Regions from separate parts of the Homo sapiens genome. Here all the other regions are linked to region 2. The links are chromatin contacts, found by Hi-C or POLR2A ChIA-PET in ENCODE. All regions are on one chromosome and are shown on one strand. The core of a region is the stretch at or near the end of the contact, and the rest is flanking DNA. Distances in the headings are between cores, read along the strand shown.

Region 1 (2,700 bases), core at 193-2,692, 1.9 Mb after region 2:
TGCACTCATGGAAATCACAATGAAGGAACAAGCTTTTCTGTCATCTCTCCGCCTGGCACATGGAACATGTCTGATGTCCCATGCTCCCATCCAGGGTTTGTCCATCCCAGGGCACCCAGAGGTTTCTAGAACCCTGCTAGGCCTCTGTGCCAGGAAATGGCTGATGTGTGAGGCCAGGACAGGAGAACTGAGGCCGCTTCCTTCTGTCCTCTGGGCAGCCAATTCTGCTAGAATCCAGGGGACTGCTTGATCAGGCTGGTTTCTGGACATTGGAGGAAAGGGAGGCCCCGGGTGGGTCACTTAACCTCCCTGAGCCTCAGTTTTCCTGCCTGACCATGGGACCCACTCAGGCCTAGCAGGTGGGTGTGTGGGTGAAGCGCCTTGCACGGTGACGTGCTGTATGTGGTCTGTAGCCCCCATCCCCACCCTGCGGCACAGGGACCGGGACGCAGGCTTCTGCCATATGGGCACCTTTTCCAGGAAAGACAGGCTGGGCAGCTGAGGTGGCTGCACACATTCTGGGAGTCATTAATTGGGCCCTTTTCTCCCTGTGAGGTCACAGTTTAGTGGAAATCTTTTCCGTTAAAAAAAGCGTGCAGGGAGTTGAACTTCAAAGAGGGCTCCAGCGTCCTCTGTGGGTCATCGCTCATACAGGACCAAATGTGAGTTTGGGTCTGAGTCACGTGTGGCTTTGGTGCCATCTCTTGTGTTCTAGAGGCTGCAGTTTTCAAATTCCGTGGGAGCTGCTTGTCTTATTTTGTTTAAAGGTCAATTGAGGTGAAATTGACATTTGGTGTGGCTGGCATGCAGTGTGGGTGCACGGGCAGACAGGTGTTGACCTGGACAGTCACAGGTGGACCCCTCCACCTGGGAACCTGCAGAGGTTCCTCGAGGGAGAGTTCCGGTCACAGCGTACAGCTGAGTAGCCCACAGTTGGCCATCTGCCCTCAAGGCCACATACTCAGTTCTGTCTCCATCTAAGCCAGAAAGTGCACTCTGGGGACCACCAAGGGCCATCTCCTGGGGCATGCATGGAGCTTTGGTGTGGGCACTAAGTTCTTCTTGCCTGGAGGTCTTTTCAAGAAAGGTGTATCAAGGTATTAAATAACCAGCAGGTGTCTGTTTTGGGCAGAAGAAACTGGTTTCTTTCAGGCAGATGCAGCACAGACCCGGCAGGCTGCCGAAACCTGTCAGTTAGAGTTAGGTTAAAGTTAGCCGTGGCACACACCTCCCCCAGGTAAACAATGGTATATTTTCTGCAACGGACCGGAGATCAAGATCAGTCAGAGCTCACCGCTGAAGAGTTTCTAGGTAAAAGTTGTTGATTTGCAAAGAGAGAAACAGATTTTTTTTTTAAGTGCAGGAAACGGCTGTGTGGGTGTCAGTGATTGGGCCTCAGCCCTGCTGCGATAGTGGGATCCTGCGACCGGCCCCACCCTTGCCACTTCCTGCCAGCGCGGCCCTGCGTTGCGGTTCCTGCCTGCAGCGCCCGGTGACACCAGCCAGCGCAGTTCTACCGCTAACCAGCCAGTCACCTTTAACCTCTCCCCAATTTAATGATTATTTTATTACTGCTAATGACCTTTTCACCTCCTAAACAAAGCCGCATAGGTGATGGTGATGAGCATGTCTTTTCGCCCCCTCCCCACAGTTGCACTAACGAACAGCTTTTACCTAAGTTTAACCAGCGGCTGTCCTGTTTGATTTGAGCAGCTCTCTCAACAAAAGAAGAAGACAAAAGTCATTCTTCCCCTTGCAAACAAGCCCCTCCCGTACCTGTGTGTGGCATCCACCCAGGGTGGCCGTGAGTTCTTGACCTCCCTGCCGGGGGTGCCACACAGGATGCAGCCACCGAGGAAGCCCTGAGGTCCTAAGTGCTGCCAGCTCTCCCACTTCTCTGAAATGCCAGGCCAACATCGAAACCAGGGCTCAGTGACCTCTCCCCATCATGTGCCCATGTGGGTCCCAAAACCTTTTGTTGATTGCACAAGATCCACTTTAAAAATGGCATCTCCATTTGAACCCTGCGGTTAGCACCTCAGCCTTGAACTTAACTACTTCAATTTCGTTCCCACGATGATCTCAGAGAGATAATCCGGTGGGTACATGTGAAATTCTACAATGGGACAAGTGGTTCCACCATCTCAAGGGGCCTGGAAAATTCTGGCACTTGCCTGCCAGCCAGGATGGGGAGGGGGTCCCAAGGAGCCTAAAACGGCCAACCAGGTGGAGTCCCTCTTTCCTGCCCACGCCCCCCATCCCCCAGCACTGCTGTGTTCAAGGAAGCTTCAGAGCTTCCGTCTGAGCCCTCTGGAAGGTCTGTCTTAGGGCTGGGTGGGACCTGCTGACGGTGCCAAGGAACGGTCCCACTCTGAGAGGGAGGAATGTCAGCCTTGTATGTTTAAACTGACTGCAGGCAGATTGCCGTTTGGAGCACTTTCTGTTCTGTAAAGACCACTGAGTTTGAAAATAGAAGCATTTGCCTTCCTGGGCACACTGTACCCAGAGGCGGATCCAGGGAGTGTCGTGTGACTCGATTATCATCTGGTGTTCAGTGGGGTGCAAATGCTGAGGCCTGGGGGGCTGCAGGGTGGGGTGCAGGCCTAGAGTGGCTGGGCTCCCACCCCAGCATCTGAGTATAGGTGTGAACAGACGGGAGCCATCGCCCTGGGGACATCGGGTGTACCTGCCTCCAGGACA
Region 2 (2,700 bases), core at 45-2,544:
CCCAGAGGTACGATTAGTCCTGCAACTGGGAGGCCAAGGATCAGAGAGAGTGAGGGGAAGGAGGTCAGGGAAAGGAGGGTGTGGGCTCCATTCAGACAGAGGTGGGGAGCTGGAGGGGTGCATGCAGAGGCTGTAGGTCAGATCCAGATGTCCTAAGGATCCCTTGTGAGTATTGGTGGGGTGGGTCCATCTCTCCTCCCTCACACCCCCTTCCCAGCCAGTCTTAATAGTGGCTCATTAAGCCCTAACAGCCATGATAGTGGTAACAAGCATGTAATAATTATACCCGGCATTCCTGCCTCATCAGCCCAGCCCCTGGAGTTGGGCACCCTCGCCCAGGACATCACAGCCCTGGCAGACCTGGGGTTAAAACGTGGGCGGCGGAAGGAAGGGGCTGCGCAGGGGCCTGGACTCCCAGGTTCTAGGGTTCTAAGGGTGGACAAGAGCTCAGGCCTAGTCACAGCCCGGGCCCTGCTGTGACTCCTAGCTAACTCTCGGGGGATGGTCACTCCACCTCTCTGAGCCCAGTTTCCCATCTGTAAAGGCAGGAAGTAGGACTCCTGGTTCTAGAACGCACTCAGTGAAAATGATCAGGATCCAAGCGCTTTCAGCAACTTCTGGCGACCCTCCTCTCCCCTCCCGTCTCTTCCTGAGCAATCACACGCGGGGTGGAGGGAGGGAGGGAAGGAAGGAGGGAGGGTGAGGAACGCAGACCTCCCCACACCCCCGGCGAGCCCCCGGACACAGCCCCACCAGGCCTCCAGCCCCGTATCCGCACAAAGCCTCTCCAGAAGGCGCGCTAGGGGAGGCCCTGGCGGCACAGCAGAGCAGGAGGCGCCAAGGAGTTATTTAGCCATGCGGGACCCCATCCCCCTCCAGTCCCCGGAGGCCGGCACCGCCCCCGCCCCCGCCCCCGCCCGGCCGGGGCCCCACGCGCGGACACGGGGCGGGGCCTCGGGGCGGGCGGGCGCCTGGTGGCCCGGGCCCATCACGCCACCCGGGACGTGCCTTGGCGGAGGCGGCGCCGGGGAGATCGGTCGTACACAGCGGTCCCGGGGCGGGGTGACCCGGCCCGGGCGCGCGGCCGCCCCCATGACGTCAACCCACAAGGCAGCGCGCTGTTGTGGCGTTTACCGCGCGTCGCCGGGGCAACGGCGGCCGGGCGGGCGTCGGCGGCTTGGCCCCGCCCCTCCATGCAAATGAGCGACGTCACCCGCACCCAATGGCGAACGGGGGCGGTGAGCTCATCGCGCCGAGCCGAGGCTATAAGAGGGCGCACAAGTGGCGCGGCGCAGGAGCCGCCGCCAGTGGAGGGCCGGGCGCTGCGGCCGCGGCCGGGGCGGGCGCAGGGCCGAGCGGACGGGGGGGCGCGGGCCCCCCGGGAGGCCGCGGCCACTCCCCCCCGGGCCGGCGCGGCGGGGGAGGCGGAGGATGGAAACACCCTTCTACGGCGATGAGGCGCTGAGCGGCCTGGGCGGCGGCGCCAGTGGCAGCGGCGGCAGCTTCGCGTCCCCGGGCCGCTTGTTCCCCGGGGCGCCCCCGACGGCCGCGGCCGGCAGCATGATGAAGAAGGACGCGCTGACGCTGAGCCTGAGTGAGCAGGTGGCGGCAGCGCTCAAGCCTGCGGCCGCGCCGCCTCCTACCCCCCTGCGCGCCGACGGCGCCCCCAGCGCGGCACCCCCCGACGGCCTGCTCGCCTCTCCCGACCTGGGGCTGCTGAAGCTGGCCTCCCCCGAGCTCGAGCGCCTCATCATCCAGTCCAACGGGCTGGTCACCACCACGCCGACGAGCTCACAGTTCCTCTACCCCAAGGTGGCGGCCAGCGAGGAGCAGGAGTTCGCCGAGGGCTTCGTCAAGGCCCTGGAGGATTTACACAAGCAGAACCAGCTCGGCGCGGGCGCGGCCGCTGCCGCCGCCGCCGCCGCCGCCGGGGGGCCCTCGGGCACGGCCACGGGCTCCGCGCCCCCCGGCGAGCTGGCCCCGGCGGCGGCCGCGCCCGAAGCGCCTGTCTACGCGAACCTGAGCAGCTACGCGGGCGGCGCCGGGGGCGCGGGGGGCGCCGCGACGGTCGCCTTCGCTGCCGAACCTGTGCCCTTCCCGCCGCCGCCACCCCCAGGCGCGTTGGGGCCGCCGCGCCTGGCTGCGCTCAAGGACGAGCCACAGACGGTGCCCGACGTGCCGAGCTTCGGCGAGAGCCCGCCGTTGTCGCCCATCGACATGGACACGCAGGAGCGCATCAAGGCGGAGCGCAAGCGGCTGCGCAACCGCATCGCCGCCTCCAAGTGCCGCAAGCGCAAGCTGGAGCGCATCTCGCGCCTGGAAGAGAAAGTGAAGACCCTCAAGAGTCAGAACACGGAGCTGGCGTCCACGGCGAGCCTGCTGCGCGAGCAGGTGGCGCAGCTCAAGCAGAAAGTCCTCAGCCACGTCAACAGCGGCTGCCAGCTGCTGCCCCAGCACCAGGTGCCCGCGTACTGAGTCCGCGCGCGGGGCGCATGCGCGGCCACCCTCCCCAAGGGGCGGGCTCGCGGGGGGGTGTCGTGGGCGCCCCGGACTTGGAGAGGGTGCGGCCCTGGGGACCCCCCCTCCCCGAGTGTGCCCAGGAACTCAGAGAGGGCGCGGCCCCCGGGGATTCCCCCCCCCCGAGGGTGCCCAGGACTCGACAAGCTGGACCCCCTGCTCCCGGGGGGGCGAGCGCATGAC
Region 3 (2,700 bases), core at 1-2,500, 1.6 Mb after region 2:
CCGGCCCGCGCCACCCGCTGCCGGTCCCCTCCAGCCCCCCGCCCCGGCTCACCTGGCTCATACTTGAGGTAGAGGATGGAGACGATGAAGTAACTGAGGTCGAAGACGGGGAAGAGCGGCACCCGCGAGAAGCTGAGCGCCAGTTCGCCCAGGCTCAGCGCCGAGAGCAGCTCCATGGCGCCCGCCTGCCCGCCTGCCGGGTGCCACCCGGGGCCCCGGCCTCGTCCGTCCCGCCGCCCGCGGCCCGGCGACTGCGCCCCCGCAGCTGGGCCCGCCCCCGCCCGCCAGGCGCCACCCCAGGCCCGGCCCCCGCGGGAGAGGAGGGGCGACGGCCCACCCCGGGACAGGTGGTGGGGACGCCCAGCACCACGGACGCAGCTGGACGGTCGGGCGTCCCAGGCGTTGACCCTCCTGCCATCGCTACCCCGTTCCGCCCAGCGAGGCGGGGTGCGGGGCACCCGTGCAAGGCGAGGGAGGCTGGGGAGCTGCCTGTTCTGGGGGCCCGTCCCTCACGGAGCCCACCCACGCGGGACGCCCGTTCCCAGGGGGCCGGATCGGCCAGGACTTTGTCCCCGTGGGCTCAATTAGGACCCCGATCTTCGGTGGAGCCCAGTGAGGACCCCTACGCCATGGTGGGACCCCATGAATCAGAACCCCTGTTCCCCGTGGAGATAGGTTAGGACCTCGGTCCTCTGTGGAGCCCCGTCAAGACTTTTCTGCCCCATAGGGTCCGTTCGATCAGGAACCCCGTCTCCGGTGGGGCTCTGCAAATCAGGACGTCTTGTGGGGGGCAGCTCAGTGGGAACCCCCGTTCCCCATGGGGCCCAGGAGGATCTCATTTTAGAGCCCAGTTGGTTGGGGCACCCGTTTCTAGGGACCCCACTGCGTCAGGACCCCGCACCCTGTGCAGCTCAGGAGTCAAAGGATTCCTTTTGTCCAGAAGCCCAATTTGGGACCCCAGAAAGTGAGTAGGAATTGCTGCCCAGCTAACCCTACGGCATCGAGACCTCACGCATGCGCGGCACGCTTCGAACGCGTGACCCAATCCCGCCCCCAGGAGACCCCGCTCCTCCCATTCTGGCTCTCGGGGCCTCCCCAGCGAGGTGGGGCGCTCGCGCTCCCCTAAGGGGGTCTGGCCTGCAGAGGGCGGGACCCTCCCAGCCTTGACCTTCGATTGGCCCAGCCCTCGCCACTGTTGCTTTAGGATTGGTCGGCTTGTGCTCCTCTCCCCTCCCTCCCTGGGGCTTCCGCTTCCGGTTCTGACGGACGCTTCGGCCGTAACGATGATCGGAGACATCCTGCTGTTCGGGTAATTAGGGGGACCAGAGGCTGGGAAGAGAGAGCCAGGCAGGACGCGGGGGCGCCCCTAGTAACTGTAATTCTCCCTCTGCAGGACGTTGCTGATGAATGCCGGGGCGGTGCTGAACTTTAAGCTGTGAGTAGGTCGCGGCCGGACTGCGGCTCCATCCGGGGAACCCGTAGCCCCGCCCTCATAAGCGTGATCTCGGCGCACTTCTCAGGCCCCGCCCCCAAGCCGCAGGCCCCGCCCTATCCGCCCTCTGGGCACGCCTCCAGCCTGGTTTATCTTCCTCGCCCCCCACCCCCCGAGAGACCTTAAACCCATACTCTCCGTTCCTTGGTTGTCCCTCTGTTCACCTTCCTGGAGAGCTTAAGCCCCATCCCCCAAGAAATAGCCCCACCGCGGACCTTCCGCCCTGCACCCGCACTGTCGGGCCACTTTGTAAACGGTCGGTGGCTGCTGACCTGGCTGTGATTGTCCGGGCAGTGGGGGCCCAGAGAAGGGTATTGAACGTCAGAGGTCACACAGCAAGTTTGCGGCAGGGCCAGGGCTGAAACTTAGTGTTTGTGGCCTTCTGAGCTGGGGGTCAGGGGGCTGAGGACTCTATGTCCCATTGAAAGTGGACACTGTCTGCTCCTCTTTGTAGGAAAAAGAAGGACACGCAGGGCTTTGGGGAGGAGTCCAGGGAGCCCAGCACAGGTAAGGTCTAATTGGATCCTGGAATTGCATGGTCCACTTCAGAGGACAGTTCTGTTTCGCCAAGCCCTACCTTCGTTTTCTTTCTTTCTCTTTTTTTTTTTTTTTTTTTTTTGACACAAGGTCTTGCTCTGTTGTCCAGGTTGGAGTGCAGTGGTGCGATCATGGCTCACTGCAGACTCGACCTCCTGAGCTAAAGTGATCCTTCCACCTCAGCCCCCTTAGTAGCTGGGATTACAGGTGTGTGCCACCATGCCAGGCTAAATTTTGTATTTTTTGTAGAGATGGGGTTTCTCCACGTTGCCCAGGCCGGTCTCGAACTCCTGGGTTCAAGTGATCCCTGCCTTGGCCTCCCGAAGAGCTGGGATTACAGGCGTGAGCCACAAGTTTTCTCTTTAATTGAGCGTGTGTGTGAGTGGGAGATGACTGAGAATGTGCTAGCCTTTCTGCCTACCTCTGTCATCTATTTCTTTCTCCTACCAGACCTCCCTGATGTGAGCACTCACATCACTTCCTACCGTTATAATGTTCTGTTATGTTTGCTGTCATCTGGCTAATGTCTGCCCCTCACATATGACTGTAAACTTCAGAGAAGAGGCCCTAGCTTGGCTTGTCCCATCCTTTGTTCTTGCCGTACCCGTCCTCCGATGCCTGTGAATGAATGAATGAACAACCTCACACATAGCTGTTGCTTTCAGAGTGCT
Region 4 (2,700 bases), core at 126-2,625, 2.0 Mb after region 2:
CCTCCCGAGCCACGCCTCCTGGGGAGTCCTAAGCGTGCACCACCTGCCAGATCCCCCTGAGCCACGCCCCAAGGGAGGTCCTAAATTCATTTTCTGGCGCGCGCTGGGAATCCGACCTCTCCTCCCGCGTCCCCCCGCCTGCGCTCCTGGCTCGTGCGTGCCGCCCACCTGTGTGCGTGCGCAGATGCGCCTTCAGATGCGAACTCTTGGTGTAGGTCTTGCCGCAGCCCGCGTAGCTGCAGGTGTGAGTGGCGGTGCGTTTGCGGGGCCAAGAGCGGCGGCCGCGCTTTGGCTTGGCCTCCAGCAGCTCCAGCGGGGACGCAGGCGGCGTGAGGAGACCGCGGGCGGCGGGGGGCGCCAGGCCCAGGGCTGCCGCGGCGGCGGCCGCGTCGTCGAAGAGACCGAAGGCTGGGGGCGCAGGCGGCGCGTAATGCAGGCCGGGCCCGGGCGCGCCGAAACCAGGGCCACCGAAAGGCGGCGGGAAGGAGGCGCGCGGACCGGGCGCGGGCAGGCGCGCGGGGCCGTCGGGGCTGAGCGGCGGTGTGTCGGGCGGCGGCGGGGGGCGGCCCCCGGGACCTCGCATGCACGAAGCCGCCGGGCCCGGGGCGCCCTCGCGCTTGAGGCCGCGCGGTCCACGGGTCAGCCCGGGGGCGCAGCCGTAGCCGCCGCCGCCGTCCGCTTCAGGGGGCTCGGCCTTGACCAGGCGGCCGGGCGGCGCCAGCAGAAAGCGGCCGTGCAGTGCGGGCCCCAGCGGCGCATCCAGCTCGGGTCGCAGCAGCTCAGACACCAGGCCACCCGCGGGGGCGCTGTAGGGCGGGGGCGCGCCGGGTTCGGGGTAATAGAACGCAGGCGGCGGGGGCGGCGGCGGCGGCTCCGGGGCGGCCTCGGCGCCCAGGCCATCCAGCCCCATGGACAGGATGAAGTCCAGCACGCTGTTGAGGTCGTCGTCGGTGCCGCCGGACTCGGGTTCGGCGCGCGGCCAGCGCTGCGGGCGACAGGGCAATGGGCGTGAGCGGGCGGCGGGGCTCGGGGGGCGCTGCTTGCCTTTTACCACCCTAAGTCCGCGATCCCCGTGGCCCGCATCCTCCTCTCCTGAGTCTGCAGTCCCCGCCTTCGCGTCCTGTCACCCCGCAGCCCACGTTCTACTACCCCGAGCCCGCCGCCCACGGTCCCGGCCGCCCCGCCGTCCCCGCCGCCCTCACCTCCTGCAGGCCGCGCTCGCGGCACGGGCTGGCGAAAGTGGAGAAGGACGGCAGGATGGGTTCACTCAGCGCCATGGCCGGGACCCGGGGAGAAAGGACGCGGACGGGGACACCGGTGAGTGGCTGCCCGAGGCCGGGCTGGTCGGGGCGCGGGCGGGCGGGGACGGCTCTGTGGGCCGCGGCCGGGCCCGCCCAAGCCTTATAGGCGCGGCGCGCGCGGGGGCCGGGCCAAAGCGGCGGCGGCGGAAACGCGTCCCGGATGGGGACGAGCTCCGGGCGCAGCCTAAATTTAGCCGCGGTATATAAGCCGGCGGGCGGCAGCGGCCGTGGCCACTGCGGCGGCCTGGGCCTTGCGCTGACAGCCCGGCCCCTCGCGCGCCGCCAGGGCCGCGCCTCCCCCTCTCCCGGGCCCCGCCCCCGCCCGTCTCCCCGGCGACGTTGTCAACACGCGCTCCACAACAGCGGCGTGACGCTCAGGGATCCCCCGGGCGCCCCGGGCTCCCGCCTGCGCGAGCATCCCGGGGACCTGGAGCGGGGGCGGTGTCGGGGCCTCTCAGAGACTCTCAGGGGAGCACCGGGCTTGGCGGTCTCCCCGGATCCCTTGACGGAAGGGGAGATTGGCTCCAGCCTCAGAGAGGGCTGCAGAACCCTGGATGGATGGGAAGTCTGGAGTCTCCAGGATTCATGGATGGGTGAGGCTGGGCCCCTCATCTGTTGTGGGACCACCCAGAGGGACCCACCGTGTGCACATCACCCTGTAAAAAAAAACACCTTGTGTAGACCTGGTGCAGTGGGTCACATCTGTAATCCCACCGCTTTGGGAGGCTGAGACAGGAGGATCACTCGAGGCCAGGAGTTCAAGACCAGCCTGGGCAACACAGTGGCCCCCATCTCTTAAAAAATAAAAAAAATTAGCTGGGTGTAGTGGGAGGCTGAGGTGGGAGGATCGCTTGAGCCCAGGAGGTCGAGGCTGCAGTGAGATACAATCACACCACTACACTCCAGCCTGGGTGACAGAGGAGACTGTCTCAAAAAAACAAACAAAACAAAACTTTTGTGTGGTAACATCAAGACACATTAAATCTTTGACATTTGAGACACCCACCCCCTCCTCCCCAACCTCAATAAGCCCGTCAAGTGCAGGGAAACTGAGGCAGAGGTGGCTGGGAGAAGTTGGAGTTGCGGCAGGCACAGGCAGGCTGGGTTCCTTTACTGACTTCCATAAATGAATTAAGTAACTCAGAGGACGGTGATGACAGTCATTCCCCCAATACAGCTCCAGCATCGGGGGCATCAGAGGACAATGCTGCCCAATGGGTCCCTTCAATGCTCCACCTCTGTCCCCCACACCATATCCCTGCTGGCCAGGGACTGTCACTCCTGTTACAACTGTCTGCCAGCCCTGGGTAGGCACTGGGGACACAGTAACCAAGAGATAGACAAGATCCCTGCCCTAGGGGACCTCCACTTTAGTGAAGGAGGGAAGGATAGAGGTTTA
Region 5 (2,700 bases), core at 161-2,660, 1.1 Mb after region 2:
CTCAAATGATCCGCCCGCCTCGGCCTCCCAAAGTGCTGGGATTACAGGCGTGAGCTGCCGCACCTGGCCACAACAACTCATATTTTAAAAGATTGAGCTGATCCACATAAAGTGCTCAGAAAGGAACTTGTCATCCTCTTTTACGGCTGAAGAAACTTATGTGTCTTGTAAGTTGCAAGCCAGGACTCAAACCCTGCTCTTGGGCCAACTCTGGGGCTTAACCAGACACATTCCATTTTTGCCTTGTACCAAATTCCTATTCATCTAGCAAAGCCTTAGCCACAATGCCCCTCTGTTGGGCAGCCTTGTGTGATGACCCAGGGAAGAGATTGCTGGACCCCCTTAGGGTTCCTGTATCTGACAGTATTGTGGTTCTGGCTGCCTACAAGCATAGAACCCCTATTCCTGTCCAAGGGATTCCCAGGGACCAGGGAAGGAGCCCTACCGTGCCTAGTAGCTCACTCCGCATCTCGCTGGTGTACCGCGCCCGTGACTGCAGATGCACCGTCTTTGTGGCGGGCACTCGCTCTCTGGCTGTGGTTGGCACACGGCCAGGGGCCAGGAACTGGTTGGCCAGTGCTTTCTCTGAGGAGGAGGTCTGCAGAAATGTGGGAAGATAAGTCACTGGAGGGGCAGGTCCTGGGGACCAAAGTGAGCGGTGATGGGGGCTGAGGGGGCAGGGGCACCCCTTCTCACCAGCTTCTCGGCTTGCAGCATCCCCTTCAGAAAATCCACCTTCCAGGAATATTCATTGATCACCTCAGAGGCCGGTTTGCTGGAAGGCAGGAAGAAGAAAAACAAAACCTGTCCATGGTCCCCAGCTCAGGGAAGGGTCCCAGCTGGGATAGCGGTACTGGGATGTCCAGTAGCACAGCCACGTGCTGATGTGAAAGCCCTGAGGCTGCCTGCACTCACCTCGCGTGGACCTTCAGGGCCTGCAACATGTCCTCTAGGGCTCCCACGTACTGGGGAGGAAAAGTGGATTGTCACCCGGGGGTCTTTCCCATGTCCTGATCATGGGAGTCGGGGGGGCGGGGCCGACAAATGGGAGGGGTCAAGCGTAAAGGAGGCGGGGCCAGTGGGGGAGGGGCGGAGTCCCAGGGACGGGGGCGGAAGCTACAGGTGGACGTGGCGGGACTGACCGGAAAGGGCGCTGCCCGAGAGGCTACTGGGGCCGGGGAGTCGGGCCAGGTGGCTTCCAACCCTAGGAATCACCCCCCGGGAGTCGGGCTCTACGCGGCAGTGCGAGATCCCCTCACCTTCTCCAGGCGCCACTCGTCCGGGTCCCGTTTCTCCGCTGCCATCGCCTCGCAGCGGGATAGCAGCCGCACCAGGTTTAGCTCCAGCCTCGACGCCGCCATTATCGCCCGGCCCTACACCACCCCTTCCGCCGGCTCCATGTTAAGAGAGGGCGGAAGTGCCTTCAAGTGGCCTTCCGGGCGGATGTTTCCCCCGCGCTCGTTAGCTGGCCCATCTTTGTTTGGAGCGGAAGTAATATCTTGTTTTGAGACGGGGCGCTGGGCCGGGCGCGGTGGCTCAGGGCTGTAATGCCAGCATTTTAGGAGGCAGAGGTGGGAAAGGATTGCTTGAGGCCAGCCCGGGCAAGATAGCGCTACTCTATCTCTATTTTAAAAAAATAGGAGAGGCGCCACCCCATTCTTACTTAGGCGAATCACTTGCTTTTCCTCGAGAGCATGTTAACCCTTCGGGAATGATAGGACGACCGGGGTCTTCTGGTGTCAGACCCGCGTGCAGTGTGCCCTTTTGTTCTGTTTTGCCTGCTCAAAGTACCTCCCCGCACCCCACTCCTACCTGGATTCTTCCCAGTCGGAGCTATTTCACGTCCACACACCCTTCCCGATTTCTGTAGCCTGGGATTCAGGAATCCAAGGCTTCCCCCACCTCAGCAGGGCTCATCTGTATTGTGGTTATGGGTTTCCAGGTCACAGCTCCAGCTCTGATTCCATCCTCGGCCCTGGGAGAGTTTAACTTTTCTGGATCCGCTTCTTCCCCCGGGAAATGGACAGTGTGACAGTACCTGCCTCAAGGGGCACATGAGACAGCTCTGCCTGAGAGTGAGCAAGGTGGGGCTGGGTCCCCCCTAACGCCCAGACCCCCATGGAGAACCCCTTCCCAGCCCACCTCAGTACCTGGAAGCTGAGTACCCCTATGCCTTGCAGTGCCTCTCTTCTGGAGTGACAGGATGAGGGTGGGGGCTTCACAGGAACCAGGGCCTGGCATGCAGCCTTCATGTTTTCCCACACCTTAGGTCATCTGCACCTTGGTTACACCAGTGGGCCTGATGTCCTTGAAAAATATCATAGACGGGTAGGTGCGGTGGCTCACACCTGTAATCCCAGCACTTAGGGAGGCTGAGGCAGATGGATCACCTGAGGTCAGGAGTTTGAGACCAGCCTGGCCAACATGGTGAAACCCCGTCTCTACTAAAAATACAAAAATTAGCCGGGCGTGATGGTGGGTGCCTGTAATCCCAGCTACTTGGGAGACTGAGGCAGGAGAATCGCTTGAACCCAGGAGGTGGATGTTGCAGTGAGCCGAGATTGTGCCACTGCACTCCAGCTTGGGCAACAAAGCAAGACTCCGTCTCAAAAAAAAAAAAAAAAAAAGAAAATACCATGGAGGGCCAGGTGCGGTGGCTCACGCCTGTAATCCCAGCACTTTGGGAGGGTGAGGTGGATG

The links. Hi-C counts contacts between places; a loop is a spot of excess contacts on that map. ChIA-PET counts read pairs that join two places held with the same protein, here RNA polymerase II (POLR2A). Pooled maps may share reads with other maps.
Region 1: a loop to region 2 is called in a pooled map, with 4 times the contacts of the local background. The contact joins the enhancer-like site here to the promoter of JUND in region 2. A Hi-C loop is called at or near these places in 3 of 50 pooled maps. POLR2A ChIA-PET finds 5 or more read pairs at or near these places in 2 of 52 experiments (CD4-positive, alpha-beta T cell and activated CD4-positive, alpha-beta T cell).
Region 3: a map of breast epithelium shows a loop between it and region 2 (29-fold over the local background). The contact joins the promoter of SMIM7 here to the promoter of JUND in region 2. A Hi-C loop is called at or near these places in 1 of 168 maps with a recorded cell type or tissue (breast epithelium) and 3 of 50 pooled maps. POLR2A ChIA-PET finds 5 or more read pairs at or near these places in 3 of 52 experiments (H1, HEK293T and WTC11).
Region 4: a map of ascending aorta shows a loop between it and region 2 (6-fold over the local background). The contact joins the promoter of KLF2 here to the promoter of JUND in region 2. A Hi-C loop is called at or near these places in 1 of 168 maps with a recorded cell type or tissue (ascending aorta) and 8 of 50 pooled maps. POLR2A ChIA-PET finds 5 or more read pairs at or near these places in 2 of 52 experiments (CD4-positive, alpha-beta T cell and CD4-positive, alpha-beta memory T cell).
Region 5: a pooled map shows a loop between it and region 2 (6-fold over the local background). The contact joins the promoter of USE1 here to the promoter of JUND in region 2. A Hi-C loop is called at or near these places in 3 of 50 pooled maps. POLR2A ChIA-PET finds 5 or more read pairs at or near these places in 5 of 52 experiments (IMR-90, PC-9, WTC11 and 2 more).

What each region holds. Positions count from the first base shown.
Region 1 is chr19:16,370,418-16,373,117 of GRCh38, reverse strand. All of the region lies in intron 22 of EPS15L1 (epidermal growth factor receptor pathway substrate 15 like 1), which reads left to right. Among named protein-coding and RNA genes, the nearest start is that of KLF2, 47 kb to the right of the region's middle. RefSeq lists enhancers at 1,016-1,085, 1,226-1,395. Within about 2 kb of position 1,442, at least 22 of the 41 ENCODE cell types and tissues checked have a DNase peak (open chromatin) inside an H3K27ac peak, as active enhancers do; they include CD4-positive, alpha-beta T cell, where a contact is called at or near this core.
Region 2 is chr19:18,280,216-18,282,915 of GRCh38, reverse strand. It overlaps JUND (JunD proto-oncogene, AP-1 transcription factor subunit), which reads left to right and starts at 1,294. Exons shown (of 1, transcript NM_005354.6): 1 at 1,294-2,700. The coding sequence starts at 1,432. The coding sequence ends at 2,475. It overlaps MIR3188 (microRNA 3188), which reads right to left and starts at 839; the gene lies at 755-839. LOC124904652 (a long non-coding RNA gene) reads right to left here and starts at 824. Exons shown (of 2, transcript XR_007067154.1): 1 at 1-824. RefSeq lists silencers at 816-1,815, 2,396-2,700 and an enhancer at 1,309-2,160.
Region 3 is chr19:16,658,694-16,661,393 of GRCh38, reverse strand. SMIM7 (small integral membrane protein 7) reads left to right here and starts at 1,250. Exons shown (of 5, transcript NM_024104.4): 1 at 1,250-1,309; 2 at 1,394-1,435; 3 at 1,947-1,999. The coding sequence starts at 1,284. It overlaps TMEM38A (transmembrane protein 38A), which reads right to left and starts at 255. Exons shown (of 6, transcript NM_024074.4): 1 at 53-255. The coding sequence starts at 176. RefSeq lists silencers at 188-437, 458-657.
Region 4 is chr19:16,323,501-16,326,200 of GRCh38, reverse strand. It overlaps KLF2 (KLF transcription factor 2), which reads right to left and starts at 1,375. Exons shown (of 3, transcript NM_016270.4): 1 at 1,203-1,375; 2 at 169-985. The coding sequence starts at 1,277. It overlaps KLF2-DT (KLF2 divergent transcript), which reads left to right and starts at 1,531. Exons shown (of 2, transcript NR_186323.1): 1 at 1,531-1,894. RefSeq lists silencers at 148-237, 708-757, 788-1,037, 1,128-1,857, enhancers at 37-807, 808-1,580 and a promoter at 1,230-2,065.
Region 5 is chr19:17,214,067-17,216,766 of GRCh38, reverse strand. USE1 (unconventional SNARE in the ER 1) reads right to left here and starts at 1,410. Exons shown (of 8, transcript NM_018467.4): 1 at 1,260-1,410; 2 at 916-965; 3 at 697-775; 4 at 446-598. The coding sequence starts at 1,361. RefSeq lists a silencer at 1,017-1,086 and enhancers at 1,107-1,426, 1,190-1,770.